Linked DNA regions of Homo sapiens: region 2 is linked to region 1. A link is a contact called in ENCODE Hi-C or POLR2A ChIA-PET data. All regions are on one chromosome and are shown on one strand. The core of a region is the stretch at or near the end of the contact, and the rest is flanking DNA. Distances in the headings are between cores, read along the strand shown.

Region 1 (5,816 bases), core at 2,682-5,181:
ATATGCCTCATGGCTGAGCCCTTCCTCTGACCTCAGAGTCCTGCTCCTCCTCCAGCAGCCCAGCCTGGGTTGAAGGCACAGCTCAGGCGTGCCTGAGCCGGGTGCCAAACACCAGCAGCTCCCTTCACCCCCGACACCAGTCAGGCTGAGGATTCCTGTGTTCACCTCCTTCCACAGTCTCCCCTCTGGCCACCCCATCTCCAGTATCTTCTTGCTTCCCCCAATTCATCCTCCACTTGCTGCAAATCTGACGGTATCTGTCTCCTGCCAAAACCCTTCAAAGGCTCCTCACAACTTCCATGACAATTTCTTACTTCCTGAGTTTTGCTTATGGGGTCCTCATCATCTAGTTCTGCTCCACTTTTTTTTCTTTGATTTTTAATTCCAGAATAATACACACATTGTGGAAAATTTTAGCATCACAGAAACTCACAATGTAAATGTTGAACACAGTCTACTTCAACAGCAACCCTGCCTTCTGTCTCCTTCTCCGTTTCCAGAATATTACAGCATGGTGTGTATCTTTCCAGATCTTCTACGATGCACATGTAAGGATGTGTGTGTGTGTGTGCAGGCATTATATTTAGCTTTCCCACCAAATCTGTGTCATACTGAATATCTTGTTCTGTACCATGACTTTAAAATATTTCCTTAATATCATATCACGGGAAACTTTCCATCAGTACGTACTACATACTATGTACACTATATACTATATATCTTAGCTCTCTTTTTTGATTTTTAAAGTGTTGGATATCTTCAAATTATGGCAAGCCAGGTCAAGACTTAGAAAAAGGAAATCCAAGATATCAGATCCTGGTAATGAGATACTGTCTGATGACAGTCTGTTTGCTCTTGAAGAAATATTTCACTAGAAAATAAAATCAATGTGGGTGGAGTGAAGGTGGCTGCCAAGTTAGCTGGCCATGCAGATTCACCTTGCTTTACAGTTAAATTCTGGTTTACAGGTCCCAGCTGATATAGTGATTTTGCTTTTGTAATATATAACTACACACACACACACACACACACACACACACACACACACACACACACAATATTGCTTCTTGGCCTTTTGGCCAAGATCAAATGTATAACTCCACAAGTATAGTTTGGAACCTACATTACCATTTATTTATGGTGATGAAACTCCATTTAGACCTATGGAGGCTCCAAGGATGGTGGGACCATATGTGTGGGCATGACAGCTTCCTGCTGTAAATCTTTTCATCTAGTGGTTACACAACATCTGCAGGGTCAACAGCTTATTGTTCTCTTTTTTGGTGATCATTTGAGTTAAATGAAACAAGAAAGCAGGAGCATTCTACCACATTTATTTAAAAAGCTAAATATTTTTGTTGAAGCAGCAAGTTATCTGGTAGAACTTAACTTCTATAAGGATCAGAGAGAATCTTGCTCATTCATGGCCATATCACCATGCCTACGGCCGCTCAGTAGATTGTTGAAAAAGCAAAGCCACACCATTCTCTTTGATGTATGCAGAGAGTTATGTAGCAGGGGATGTTCTCTAATTGATTCCACTGGCACCATTAGTAAATATTTAGTTGTTTTCATAAATGATGCTGTGATGAAGACTCATGTACGTATTTATTTGCTCATACATCCAAGGATTCCTGTATCATTGAGTCATAGGAGTGATCAAAATGTGAAGCAAATTTAAAACTGTGGTCTGCCCTACCAAATTGCCCTCCAAATGTCTGTACTAATTTCTACTCCCAGCAAGGATGTGTATGTGCCCATGTTCTCAATTTAGGGCACACGGGATACTATCCATCTTTTTAATGTTTATGAATCCAGCAGGCAGGAAAGTAGCATAGTTGAGAAGCATAAGCTCTGGAATCATACCTGAGGTCATATGCTAATGGTACCATTTACTAGCTCTGTGTTTTTGTTTTGTTTTTGAGACAGGGTCTCACTTTGTCACCCAGGTTGTAGTGCAGTGGCACGATCTCAGCTCACTGCAGGCTCAGCCTCCCGGGCTCAAGCAATCCTCCCACCTCAGCCTCCTGAGTAGCTAGGACTACAGGTGTGCACCACTACTCATGGCTAATTTTTGTATTTTTGTAGAGATGGGGTTTCGCCACATTGCCCATGTTGGTCTTAAACTCCTGAGCTCAAGTGATCTGCCCGCCTCGGCCTCCCAAAGTGCTGGGATTACAGGTGTGAGCCACCGTGCCCTGCCAAACTCTGTTTTTTGGCAAGTCTTGTGACCTCTCTTAGTTTTCTCATCTGTGAAATAGGGTAAAAAGAGGATCTTCTGCATGTGCTTGTTAGGGGGACTAAATGACAACTCATGTAATGTGGCAATGAAGTGCCTGGCACATAGCAGGTGCTCCACAAAAATTACTGATCATTCTTATTTTTACTTACATTCAGGGTAAGTTCATATCAGAATTGACTTGCGCTGCCTGAGTACAGAGACTGGAGCACACAGTTGCAGGTACAAACCCACAAAGCCTCAGGAGAACTTGCCTCCATTGAAAGCCAAGCTCTGAGTCCCAGGGAGCATATGATGGAAGGCTTATGTAGCTTGGATGGGGGCACTAGGGCCCTGGGCATTTCACATTCTGAAGAATGAAGGACTTAAATTCAGAGTAAGCAACCCACACTTCAGACTTAAATGAAAAGCTTATTTTAACAAGTCTCTAAGGCACAGACAGGAACTTTCAAGAATACTTAGAGCCCCTTCTCAGCTCCCACAGGACCCTTTTCAAACAAAGTGTCTCAGGGCATCCATCGTTCATGGTTCATTTGGATGATGCCAACACTTTTCTAAAGACATACCAATTAAAATAGGAAAAAACCCAAAGATACTACAGGTCACTCATATTCATCTTCCATTTTGCTTTTGTAAGCATATTGTGGGGATACAACAGCTGTACTTGTACCTCACAGTTACTGGTACCAAATGGGAAGAGCATATCCCCTAACAGGCCATGGGCTGAGGTCAGGTCTGGAGGGAAGCGGGTTCATGTGGAATGAAAACAGATCTGGGACAGATCTGTTCTGGAGGCAGCAATTACATCAATACCAGGAGATAAACAGGGTGGTCTGAGCAGAACAGAAAGTAAGACTGTGAGTCTAGGGTCGGGGCTGGTGTCTGAACCAATCTTACCCCACGCTGACCCTCCTCTGCACTCCAGAGCCAGCCACCCAATGAGGAAGAGCTCCACACATCCCAGCTGTGCCCACAGCAGAAGGCCAGAGTCTGTCACATCCCCCTGCCCCTTTCTTCCTAACTTTTTGACTTTGTCTTCCAGTCCTGAACCACAAGCCATTTCCTCATCCTAAACATTCCTTTGCTGCTGGTAGCACTGAGGCTCAGACCTCAGTGTGGAGTCAGCCTGGCCAACTTGCCTGATGCCCCTACCATCTCTCCTCCCCACAGGAAGAGAAATGGGATGCAATCCATGATCAGAGAGGGAAAGGAATAGAAACAGGTGGAAACAGCAACAATAATAAAACAATAATTATTTATTTTTTATGTGCTAAGCATCTTGCTAACCTTGCAAATTGCCTAATAGACAGCATCTGATTTAATCCTTACAACACATTTGCAAGGTGGATATATACGTTTTAATCCTCAGAAACACATTTATTTGGCCAAATTAGTTTCACAGTTAGTTAACTGGCTGAGCTAGAGTTTAGACCTCAGTCTGATTCTAGAGGCCACACCCGTTGCCACCATGAACCCAGGCAGATGGGGCCTGAAAGTGCACACTGTGGCCCAGGAGAACCAGGCCCACCCCTCCTACTTCTGCTGCTCTTAAGGGCATGTCCTAGCCTACTTTCAGTTCTGCATATCACAGCCACACGTGGAAGAATATCAGACCATGTTCACAACACTGAAAGTTACTGCTGTTCTGACGACCGGTTTGATGAAGCCGGGAAGGCACAGGCTCCTTGGGCTGAAGAAAAACTGTCTGCTACTAAACAGGGGAAAACCCAGTGCCACTAATTGCAAATGCAGTGATACGCAGCCACACACACAGTGTGCATTCCCCCATTCAACAGCTTGTTTCTTACAGAAAGCTTTGGAAATAGCTATCACGCTGTCCACTGCAGATGAGGAAGCTGTGGCTCAGAGGAGTCAGGTCATTTGCTGACCACACAGGAACCACGATTCCAACGCATGTGTATCTGACTCCAAACTCACATTCTTTCCACTTTCCCTGACTGTCCTTCTTCTCCATCCTTCTCTCCTCCCTCCCCCATGTTGCTCATTTTGCAGTGAGAGCACAGCTGACCCTGGTTGGTGGCTTTCTCCAAGGAGCCCTTGCTTTGAGGCACAGGATCACTGGGGTTCCCTCTGGGAGAGCAGTGTCTGGAATCTTGCGTGGAGACCCCGGTGAGCACTATTTGGCCCCATTATTTGCTTTTTCTCTTTCCCAGTTGCCATGCACAAAAAATATCCATCCTGACAGCTTCTACCTCTGAAGGTAACTTTTTCATGCCTGGGTGAGTGTTCTGGTGATGAGTAGCAAGAAATGAGCCATTTTATGAGGTGATAACGGGGCTGTAAGCATCTTTAAAACCAATTGTGCCCAACAGTAGCCTCCCCTCATTTCAACAGCCTCTGGGCTTCTCAGGTCATAAATAAAACAGCTCATATTTGGTGGCACTTTGCAGTTTGCCCATGGTCTGCACTGCTGCTCTCTGAGGAAGGCAGGAGGGTGTCCCCATTTCTCAGGTGAGGCAACTGAGACTCACCTCTCCTCTGACAGCAGACTCACTGCTCCCGTCAAGGTCACCAGTGACCTCTCCGTGCCAAAGCCAAAGTCAGTGCCCAGCTCTCAGCTCTTGTGACCCCTCAGCAGTATTTGACACAGCTGGTCACTCACTCCCTCTGCCTTGAAAAGCTTTCTCCTTGGCTCTGGGACTTGCTGCCTCTGATTTTCTTTCCACTTCATCAACTCTTCCTTCTCAGTCTCCCTCGCTGACTCCTATTCACTTTCCTCTAAAGCTTGAAGTGCCCCAGGGCTCAAGCCTTTGGTCTTCTCTTTTATCCACACTCCCTTGGTGATTTCATTTAGTCCCCTGCCTTAAAAAGCCAACTGTGTATATGCTGATGATTCCTAAGCTGTAATCTTCTATTGCAAACTAGCCTCTGACTCTAGACTTGCATATCAGCCACTCAACATTTTCATCTGGGTATCTAAGTGGCATCTCAAACTCAACAACGTGCCTGAAACCAAACTCCTGATCTTCCCCTCCCTAAGCCCAGCCTCCTTCATTCTTCCCATCCCATTACATGGCAATGCCGTACTTTCAGTTCCATCCACCCTGGATGCCTCTTTCTCTCCCACCCTGCAACTGATCCATCGGCACACCCTGTCAACTCCACTTCCAAAATATCTTCATGATCCAACCACTTTCCGTCTCCTGCCTGCCTCCATCCTGATCCAAGCCACCATCATCGCTCAGCTAGATGAGTGCAGTTGCTTCCTAGCAGGTCTCTCTACCTCCCCTCCCTTCCTCCAGACTCTTGTTCGTGCAGCAGTCATATCATGCCATTCCTCTGGCCAAAATCCTCCAGTGGCTTTGCATCTCACAGCAGACAGGACCTTGCTCTGGTCCCCCACACCCTCCATGGTCTGCCTGTCCTCCTGAGCCTCATCTCTTACTACTCTTCCACAACCTGGGTTTCGGCATCCTGGACTTCTTATGTATCTTTAAACATGCCAGGCACACCTTGCACTTGCTGTTCCCTGTGCCTGGAATGCTGTTCTCCCAGATACCAGAGCACTCTCTCCTTTGTTTCCTCCAGGTCTTTGCTCAAATGTCAACTTCTCAGT
Region 2 (5,207 bases), core at 1,986-4,485, 120 kb before region 1:
AAAGTCTGGGCGGGGTTGAGCATATGGACTTCTCATTTGCTGAATACTACGTTTGAGTCAAATAAAAAAAATAAAGGAATAGAGTTAATATAGGGAACATTCTGAAGTATAAAGCCACTTCCTTGAACTTCACAGTTCAAATGAAACCTTGCAATTGAATCTTTTTTCCTTGTAGCTTCACTGAGACATAATACAGACACAATAAAATTCACCCATATAAAGCATACAATCCAATGTTTTTAGTATATTTACAGAGTTGTGCAATCAACACCACTATCTAATTTCAAAACATTTTCAACTCCTCAAAAAGAAACTCAATACCTACTATTGGTTGCTGTAATCCTGCAACCACAAATCTGCTTCCTGTATCTATAGATTTGCCTATTCTGGACCTTTTATATAAATGGAATTATATAATATGTGGTCTTTTGTGTCTGTCTTCTTTCATTTAGCATAATGTTTTCAAGGTTTATCCATGCTGTAGCATGTATCAGGACTTCATTCCTTTTTATTGCCAAATAATATTCTATTGCGTGGCTATACGACATTTTTTTGTTTATCCACTCATCAGCTGAGGGACAACTGAGTTGTTTCCACTTTTTGGCTATTATATATAACATTCACAAACAAGTTTTCATGTGAATATATGTCTTCATTTCTCTCAGGTACAGATAAGTAGGGGTGTAATTGTCAGGTTGTTGGTAACTCTACATTTAATCTTTTGAGGAACTGACACATACAGTTTTCCAAAGCAGTGGCATCATTTAACACACCTACCAGCAGTGTATGAGGGCTCCAGTTTCTTCACATCTTTGTCAACACTTACCTGTCTTTTTAATTTTAGTCATCCTCGTGTGTGTGAAGCAGTATTTCGATGTACTTTTTTTTGAGACAGGGTCTCGCTCTGTTGCCCAGGCTGGAGTGCGGTGGCCCCGAGCTCGGCTCACTGAAACCTCCGCCTCCCAGGTTCCAGCGATCCTCCTGCCTTGGCCTCCCAAAGTGCAGGGAATACAGACATGAGCCACAACAATTTTGTTTTGCTTATGATTTTGTGGGTCAAGTATTCAATAAGGGTCGGGAGTGATGGCTCATGCCTGTAATCCCAGTACATTTTTTTTTTTTGAGACGGCTCTGTCGCCCAGGCGGGAGTGCAGTGGTGTGATCTCGTGATCTCACGATCTTGGCTCACTGTAACTTCCGCTTCCAGCGTTCAAGCAATTCTCCCACCTCAGCCTCCGGAGTGGCTGGGACTATAGGCGTGTACCACGCCCAGCTAATTTTTGTAATTTTTTGTAGAGACGGGTTTTGGCATGTTGGCCAGGCTGGTCTGGAACTCCTGGGCTCAAGCGAGCAATCCGCCTCCCTCGGCCTCCCGAAGTGTTGGGATTACAGGCGTGAGCCACTACAATTTTATTTTGCTCATGATTTTGTGGGTCAAATATTCAAGAAGGGCCGGGAGTGATGGTTCATGCCTGTAATCCCAGCACTTTTTTTTTTTTTTTTTGAGCCCGCATTGTCGCCCAGGCGTGGGTGCAGTGGCGTGAACTTGGCTCACTGTCACTTCCGCGTCCCAGGCTCAAGTGATCCTCCCACCTCAGCCTCCGGAGTAGCGGAGAGTACAAGTGCACGCCACCACTCCGGACTAATTTTTGTATTTTTAGTAGAGATGCGTTTAGCCATGTTGGCCAGGTTGGTCTGGAACTCCTGGGCTCAAGCGATCCGCCCGCCTTGGCCTTCCAAAGTGCTGGGATTACAGGCATGAGCCATTGCGCCCAGCCATCCCAGCACTTTGGGAGTTCGAGACTAGCCTGGGTAACATAGAGAGACCTTGTCTCTTAAAAAAAAAAAAATTACCTGATCTTGATGGCATGTGCCTGTAGTCCCAGCTGCTAGGGAGGCTGAGGTGGAAGGATCACTTGAGTCCAGAAGTTGGAGGTTGCAGTGGGCCATGATTGTGCCACTACACTTCAGCCTGGGTGACAGAGGGATCTTGTCTCAAAAAAGAAAAAAAAAAGATTTTTAAAAAAGGAATTCAGGATGGGCTGGCCTGGATGGGTATTTTTGCTTGGGGTCTCTCACGCAGTTGCATTCAGATGCTAACAGGGGATGCCGTCATTGGAAGGCTCGATTAGGCTGAGTGTCCAAGATGTCTCACTTAGATGGCTGGCAGGTGATGCTGGTGATCTGGTGGGAGCTCAGTGGGACTTTTTTTTTTTTTTTTTAAATGGCATGTTGCTCCTGGCCATCAATCAGACTTCGACTGGCATGCCTACATGTAGCCTCTTTAGCATGGCAGTCTTATGATAGTCAAACTTCTGACTTTGTTCCTCCCGGAGTGAGAATACCAAGAGAACAGCTGCATGGCCTCTTCTGATCTAGCCTGGGAAATTAGGCAGCATCTCTTCTGCTGCATTCTACTGGTTCCAAATGAGTTACCAAGTGAAGTCCAAGAACTTGCAGTCATGTTCCAAGATTGCTGTAAATGCTTCCTGTGTAGCAGCACTGTTTTATGTGCTCATTTAATTCTTATTAAAAACCCCATGAGGCCGGGTGCAGTGACTCACACCTGTAATTCCAGCACTTTGGGAGGCCGAGGCGGGAGGATTGCTTGAGGCCAGGAGTTCAACCCCTCGCACTCACACTCCTCATATCCAATTACTGCACATTTGTCACACATAAACATAGCCACTATGACACTGTACTGACACATACAAAATCTGTCACATTCCGTCTTGCCCATGCAAGCTCAATCACTGACTTATTCTCCATGCTCAGCCACTGTCCCATTCTTCACACTGTCACAACCACCAGCCCATCACACACTCAATTACTGTGACACAGCTCTAATCCTCAATCACTGTCACATACTGTTTTTCACACAAATATGGTCACCATCTGTACTCTTAAAGCAGGGTATGTACTCTCCTATAAAATTGAGTTAATATGCCAACAGCCCTATTTTTCGCACACGCCGTCACATATTGTATTTTTCATCCACACAATCCCTTACATAGACAATTAGGGTGACACACTCTTTCTGCCTTCGTCCCACTCCCAACTGACACCCACTCCCACACTCTCACGCACTCGCTCACTGGCTAGGGATTAGAGCGGTGTGTCCGTGGGGGTCTGAAGCCCGGGTTACCTCCCGAACCTCAGCCCCAAGCGGCGCGGCCCCGCCCCTCCCCGCCCCCTCATGCATATGCAGCACCTCAGCCTGGCAGCCCGGCCCCCAGACGGCCATTTGTGGCGGCGCTGGAGGCTGCGTTCGGCAGGCGCTGCGGAGACGCGTAGAGGAGCGCGCCCCCCGGCCGCTGCCGCCCCTGGCCCGTGCCGTCACCCCGCTTCTCCGCGCCTCGGGCGGTACCCAGCCAGTCCCCAGCGCCGCGCTACCGCGCTGACCGGCCCTCCAGACGCCTCCCGGTACCCGGGACCCCAGCCCGGCCGCTCGCCCGCAGCCCGCCGGCCGCACACGTCCCCGGAGCCGGGCCTAGGGCGGGCGGCAGCGGCGGCTCGGCGCAGTCAGGCTGGGCTCTGTAGCGTCCCCATGGCCGCGGCCGGCTGGCGGGACGGCTCCGGCCAGGAGAAGTACCGGCTCGTGGTGGTCGGCGGGGGCGGCGTGGGCAAGTCGGCGCTCACCATCCAGTTCATCCAGGTACCTGGAGCGGGCCTGCCCGGGGCGCCGGAGCGGCGGCGGGCGGGGGCTGGCGCTACCTGTGGCGGGGCGGCCGCCGCGACCTCGCCCCAGAGGCGCCTCGCGGGCCCGGGCCGGGGCCAGGGGGCGGGAGGGCGCGGGGCCGACTACGCTCCTGCCCTGCGGCCGCAGCGTCGCGCTCCTGCCTCCTCCCGGGCGCGGCGTCGCGGGAGTAGGGCTTCTCAGGAATGTGGTCGGGAGGGCGGAGCTGGAAGGGTGGGAAGCACCGATCCACCTTATTGCTCTGGCCGAGGCCAGAGACCTCCGGGAGAGGCTGGGCCACCGAGCCGGGCTTTACTGCTCCGAGGGTCCGGGCGTGGGGCTGGAGCTGGAGCCCCGCGCGCTGCTTTTCCAGCCGCCTGCGGCCGCGCCTTCACCGTCGGGGCGATAGCGGTGGCAACTTGGCCGCGGCTCCGCGTGGTCTCCGGGCTTCCCCGCGCCGCCTGAGCCGGAGCTGCCCGCTTCAAGTACTGTGTATTTCTTTGTGTGTGTGTTACGCTCTTTTTATAAGTACTCTCTTAGGTAATATGTCCGGGTGGGAGTGTGTGATAATGCCCCGGGGAAATGGTGGCTTCTAGGAAGTTAAAAATGTTCTCTGATGGGGTGAGACCATTTCCTAGGAATTCCTGATGCCGTCCTGCTTCTCGCCGTGCCTAGGTGAAGTTTGGGATGGGCCGGGCTAGGATATGACCGAGTCGTGCGTTCTGTTTTCTAACCACCCTCTCCCCTACCCCCAGCCCTCTCTGGTTGCTAGAGACGGTAAGTCAGGGGTTTGTGGTAAAGAAAAGGGAGGTGGTATTCTTCCTTCTTAGAATTTGCTCTTGGGGAGAGGTTTGAGTAGTCTTTTTTGGGATTTTTAAAACACAAAGCCCCGATGTCTTTCTGCTTTTGTCAACCTAAAAGGTGTGGCATATGCTGGGAGAGAACGAAGGTACCCTGTTATAACAGGAAACAAGGATATTTTTCACAGTATCTAGAGTATGAACGGTGAAATATTTTTGTCTGGTTTCCTTTTCACCCATTTGTCATTAATTGGGATACCTGAATAGCTTATTTCACTTAGTGTTTATAGTGACATTAAAATATTGAGTACTGTAACAAATGTGATTGTCACCTTTCACATTGAGTAAATGAGCAATAATTGCTGCTATAATATTCCCTGGATTACTGCTGCTAAAACCTTTGAATCCAGGAAGAAAGGATGTTTTATGTAATGAGCATTTACAGTATGCTTATTAGTGGGTTAAAAAAATCACTGAGTAAGGGGTGAGATTGGTTTAAGTTTAGCAGGCTACAGAATCAGGGATGCTGTCAGGTTGCTATTTCCCTAGGGCGCAGAGAGATTGTACGTATCTAATGGCAAAGCAAAACAATTTATAGCTAACCCTTTGGGGACTAGTCTGATGGCTGAGGGAGGGTGGGGGTGAGGGGATAAGTGGAGGAGAAGTCTAGGAGTGGGAGAATAATCTTGGGTTACAATATTGGTAGTGTTATTTAAAAGATTTGAACCACA

Evidence for each region. Hi-C counts contacts between places; a loop is a spot of excess contacts on that map. ChIA-PET counts read pairs that join two places held with the same protein, here RNA polymerase II (POLR2A). Pooled maps may share reads with other maps.
Region 2: a loop to region 1 is called in a pooled map, with 3 times the contacts of the local background. The contact joins the promoter of RRAS2 here to the enhancer-like site in region 1. A Hi-C loop is called at or near these places in 2 of 50 pooled maps. POLR2A ChIA-PET finds 5 or more read pairs at or near these places in 3 of 52 experiments (GM12878, H1 and WTC11).

Annotation. Positions count from the first base shown.
Region 1 is chr11:14,235,831-14,241,646 of GRCh38, reverse strand. All of the region lies in intron 6 of SPON1 (spondin 1), which reads right to left. Among named protein-coding and RNA genes, the nearest start is that of RRAS2, 120 kb to the left of the region's middle. RefSeq lists an enhancer at 4,027-4,076. Within about 2 kb of position 3,931, at least 4 of the 41 ENCODE cell types and tissues checked have a DNase peak (open chromatin) inside an H3K27ac peak, as active enhancers do.
Region 2 is chr11:14,357,211-14,362,417 of GRCh38, reverse strand. RRAS2 (RAS related 2) reads left to right here and starts at 3,235. Exons shown (of 6, transcript NM_012250.6): 1 at 3,235-3,655. The coding sequence starts at 3,548. RefSeq lists silencers at 3,136-3,635, 3,706-3,905, 3,946-4,065 and an enhancer at 4,306-4,405.